Linked DNA regions of Mus musculus: region 2 is linked to region 1. A link is a loop called in an ENCODE intact Hi-C map of the cell type or tissue named here. Cell type or tissue: heart. All regions are shown on one strand.

Region 1 (2,500 bases):
TCTAAAATACAACATAAATATGTGTATATATATGCAATATACATATACTAATATATGTGTATTATATCATATACATATACATACACATACACATACACATACACATACACATACATATATATGTGTGTATATAACTTCTAACCAAAAATCCTATTGGCAGAGAGTCAGTGTGCTCCGAAATCAGGATTTGCCTGAACAGATAACAGTTTTCTCGATGGGAACAGAGGTGTTGGTGGGAGAAAGAATAGCAAACTGAGAATCCTCATTCAAGGAAGACTGTCCCAGGGTTGGGAATGACAAATTGTCTCACACAGTGACAATTGTTTCCAGAATAAAAATGAGCAGAAATCCTGTGCTCAGAAGGAAGAACCAACGGCGGCCAGCACTGAGAGGCAAGCGAGCAGCCTCGTGAAGCCTGGTGTCCGCCTGAGCCACAGCCCAGTAGATCAAGCTGCCTGGGCAGGTGTACACGTTGGGCCATTCTGTGTTCCGAGGAAGAAGCTCTTGAATCACGGAGTCAGCGTGAACTCTGTACTCTACCGTATGCGTGATATGCTGTGTACAGTCTGTGTTTCTTGTTGTGCTAAGACTCAAGGTGTTCTGGCTTCTTCTGGATGATAATTAATATGACTTGGAATTATTGCACTTTTATTGGTTTCCCTGCAGCCATACAGTGTACTTAATGAGTCATTATATTTTCGCTTTTATACAAGTGAAAACTCATTTTCAATGTGAGCGAAAAATCATGCCCCTCTATATGTGTTATTTTTCTAAGACGAAAATGAGTCCTTAACTTAATTCCATTAGCCTTGTGTCTGTGGAAGTTTTCTATTTAGTGGCCTCCTCTGTAAGGAGGGAACTGGTGCTCTTCTAGGAATAGAGTTAGATCCGGGTTCGGCTTCACAAAGAATCAGTTCCGGCGCTCTGAGCTCTGTGTATCCAGAACTGCCGCTCTCATTAAAAAAAAAAAAAAAAAAAAAAAAATTGAGTGCCCTGAGCTAACATGGCATCCCGCAGCACAGCCAGTTGAAATGAAGCGGCAGGAAGTGCTCTTTGGTGGGAGTAGGGAGGGGGAAGGGAGAGGAAGTGACATCGTTCCTGTGGGCTCTACTCCACACCAGTGACAGAGGCGCTTGAAGCCCCAGGCAGTTTAAAAAGAACTGAAGAGCACAGAGTATCTCAATGCTCGTCAAAAACAAAGACACGGCAGCTACAAGGGACAGTAAGTAGGTTTGACATAAAGCCCTGAGAACTAAGACTTATAATCATGCATTTTCAAATACTCAAAAAACGAAGTAATGATGGGCATATTTAGAAATGTCACATTTTAGCCTGGGGAGGAAGAAGCCACTTCCCCCACCCCCACCCCCACCCCCACCCCCTCTTAGTGATTGGCCCAGAGTTAAATTTGTCATGGAGATGCTGAAGACTAAATTCACAATTTTACCCATTGCAAAGTCTTCAGGACTTTGTAAAAATAAAACCTGAAACAAGAAAATGACCTCAAGGGTTGAAAAGAAAAAAAAGAAAAAAAAAAAAAAAAAAAAAACGAATAAGCCGTTTCCCAGGAAAGAAAGATTACAGCAAAATCATTGTAGTGTGTATGGAAATTTCAAAGGGTGGTGAAGTGTATTCTGATGCCCAAAGACAATAACAGGATGCTGACCAAAGCTGTTGAGCTGCAAGCAGCTCACTCACCTCAGGACCTACGGAGCCATTGACGTTGCTTTTTCTCTTTCCTCTTCCTCTCTTTGTCCTTATCTTTTTTTTTTTTTTAACCTTTTGCCCTCTGCCTTCTCCTGTCCTCTGTCTTTCTGTTTGTCTTTTAACTGAGCCTAATATAAAATTCATGGTAGCTGATAAGGAAATCCATCTTATATCACGAAAGACTATCCTTCACGTTAACCCTGGACAGGTATAATCTGCCATTTCTTCTGTTCACTTTATTTTCATTGGATGCCATCACAATTCTTCAAAGCTAACCCCGAATGAGTATGGGGTGGGGTTGGGGGAAAACACATACGTGTTACCAATACTCTGTGCAGAGGAAAATGCTCCCCAGCTCTGTGGAAGAAATACTTCTGGAATGCAGCCTCAGACCTGGGGCCCTTCATCCTGTTTATCAAAGCATGATCCACTGTGGCACGTTGGAGGAAACAATGTCAAAAGAAGAATGGGATCCAAGAGAATTCAAGCACACCTCTTATTTTAAAATTCTCCATTAAGTGGAGCTCAGTTCTTTGTAATGCACACACAGTCTAAATACGTTGTCCTTGGATGGAGAACACATCAATTATTAAAAGCCACAAGAAGAAACATTCTACTTGATCTTAGCCAAAGGCTAAAAAGCAGTGACTGTGATAGTGGGAGGGGAGTTCACAGTGTTCAGAGCAGCACAAAGCCACCTTAGAGAACCTGTAGGGGGAATTCTGGCTCCTCTCAGCAGATGGCATTGAACACTTCCTTTAACCTCAGGATCCTGTGCAGCAGAATTCAGACA
Region 2 (2,500 bases), 88 kb before region 1:
CAGCATTGTGCCATCCTGATTCTGAAGGCCAGTGTCACTCTCATCAAGCCTTTGTCTCCAAGAAGCCCCTTCATTATCACAGATGACCACTTGCTGAGCACAGACATAAGGCCATGGAGTCTGGCTTCTTTAGTTCTGGAAACTGTGGAACCAAGTTGGCAGCTTCCTAACTTCTCTGAGAGTAGTGGTTTTGCTTGGCACTTGGGTCTAACAGCTCTTCAAGTGCTCAATTAGCTTGCTGGATACATGGTGAACTTGGGACTTCTTCATTAACACTCTGTCCCTCAGCTTCAGAAGGACAGAAAAGCTTGTGATGTCAAGGGCTTTGACTGTTTGAGTTTGTGAATTTCTTAACACATTCATTTCTGCCATTTCCCAGCTAGTCTGTAGCCTGGAGAATATACGTCTCTCATAGGCTGAGAACAACAATAAAGTACTTGGAACACATAATGAAGAGATAAGGGAGGAATACGATCCAGAAGTGTATGTTAATCAATGACTTCACACATCCAATGTAACAGTAAACTCTGGCTTTGTAGCTGGAAGTTATAGCTAATCGATCAAATATGTAAAACTAAAATGAAAAAGAGTAACTCTCCAAGCATTACCTTCCAGTATTATGTAGGGAAGCACCAAAAGAAACAGAATTTACTGGACCCCAGGTCCTTCTTAAAAGCACGTGCATTTTCTTATCTGCAGGGATTAGAAAGATGCTGTGGAAGTCAGGCATGGTGGCGTTTGCCTGTGACTCCAGTACTCATGAACTGAGCTGGGGGGTGGGGTTGAGCTTATATGTCCAGTTTGGGCTATATAGCAAGACTTTGTCTGGAAGAGAAAGGAGGAGAAGAAAGAGTAGGAAGAAAGAGAAGAGACAAGGAGGAGGAGGAGGAGGAGGAAGGGGAGGAGGAGGAGGAAGATAAGGAAGAAGAGAAGGAGGAAGAGGAGGAGGAGGAGCAACAGCAGCAGCAGCAGCAAAAAGGGAAATTAAAGGACAATAAAAAAAAATAAGAAAAGGTAGCCTGAGCTGAAACTTGAAGTGCAGGGCATAGAACCAGACATCTGCTTCAAATCACAGGTGAGTTTTGTGCTCAAGGTGGTAGCTCTTTCCCAGTTGTGGTAATTTTGCTGTCAGTGGTGTCTACACTGAGTTCAACACAAAGACGAAGATGAGAGGGATGAATTAGCAGATGAGTCAGTGGAACCCGGTCTATAGCCTGGATTTTGCAATGTTTCTCATAGAACAGGGGAAAACATACATATCTATGTCTTCCAAACATGATCCCAATGCACTGTTACACAAAATTGTTCCAAGTCTAAATTGATGCCAATTAAGATTCAGGGGCTGTCTCATTTCAATTACCATCTACTAGTTGTATCCAATTTAGTCAGTCTGACTCCTAAGAGAATTTTAGTATGTGCCTCTACACAGACACTATAGAGTATTAATCTGATAGCCTCCTGCAGATGCCTTCAGCATGTGTGGTCATGCCAATTCTTAATAGTGGACTGAATTTCCAATAGATGCTCTGCCAGAGTCCCTGGTGACAAATGGCCTTGCCACACACAACGACATTACATAAGCATCAATAAATTCTATTTCGTGGCCACACTGGAAATATCTAGAAAGCTATAGGAGGAAAAACATAGCATGCAGGAGCCAGACAGAGTGAATAATCACATCGTTTCTGGTGAAAGTGAAATGAATTAATTGCAAAAAGTAAATGTAAATTAATGCAAGTCTACAGCACTTGGCAAACTAAGAACATTTTGTGACAATAAATCATTTTACCAACATTACAAATTTGGACCTTCACACAATTTCAAGTTTTCCTATTTCTCTTTATAAATCATGCCAACAAAGTTTAATGAGAAGTGTCTAGTCATAGTTGTAGTCTCAATTCAAAATTAGATAAGACTGCCACTTTGAAGGAATTACATAGAAATGGTCATATCTTCACTATTTATATTTATTATATATCAAAATGACCAAGGAAAGAAAAACACATGCAGATGTCATAGGCAGGCTGATATTTAAAATATACCATTTATAACGAGGAGAACATGCTTACAGATACATAGTAGGGTTATTGCAGTCTTACATTTGTTTTACTCACTTGGCCCCTAGACTTTCCTACCAGCAAGTTCTGTAGAAGTGGCCTTTCCTTCCTACCTTCAAAACCCACAACACCAACCTCCAAACTTAGCAATTACCAGTGACTTCTCGTTCAGTGGCCTGCCCACTTCCCCCAGACATACTCTGAGGACACTCCTATTTGGCCTAAACAGCATCCTTGCCTTAGTTGAAACACAACAGCCTAGAGTTCAAGCCACACGTTCTGCAAGAACCACACGAGTAGACCTCTCCCTAACCCAGTTTGTATTTTCAGCTAAAGGAATTCCTCTTGCCTCTTGTGTGTTTATTATCCGTTTGGTATCTAGCACCCAAATTTGTCACATAACTGCTGGGAATTCTTCCTGGGTTCATGACAAACCTCAAATC

The links. Peaks named below come from ENCODE experiments on the same cell type or tissue, not always from the same donor. Only the 100,000 strongest peaks of a DNase experiment are listed, where the experiment ranks them.
Region 2: it touches region 1 in a loop (2.6-fold over the local background); 3 of 42 quality-filtered maps call a loop at or near these places.

The regions. Positions count from the first base shown.
Region 1 is chr13:109,238,040-109,240,539 of GRCm38, reverse strand. All of the region lies in intron 3 of Pde4d (phosphodiesterase 4D, cAMP specific), which reads right to left. Among named protein-coding and RNA genes, the nearest start is that of Mir582, 85 kb to the left of the region's middle. In heart, no CTCF peak of the experiment used is centred here; a DNase peak (open chromatin) is centred at 1,069; H3K27ac peaks cover 957 bases.
Region 2 is chr13:109,326,002-109,328,501 of GRCm38, reverse strand. The region is part of intron 3 of Pde4d (phosphodiesterase 4D, cAMP specific); the gene reads right to left. Among named protein-coding and RNA genes, the nearest start is that of Mir582, 2.5 kb to the right of the region's middle. In heart, no CTCF peak of the experiment used is centred here; no DNase peak of the experiment used is centred here.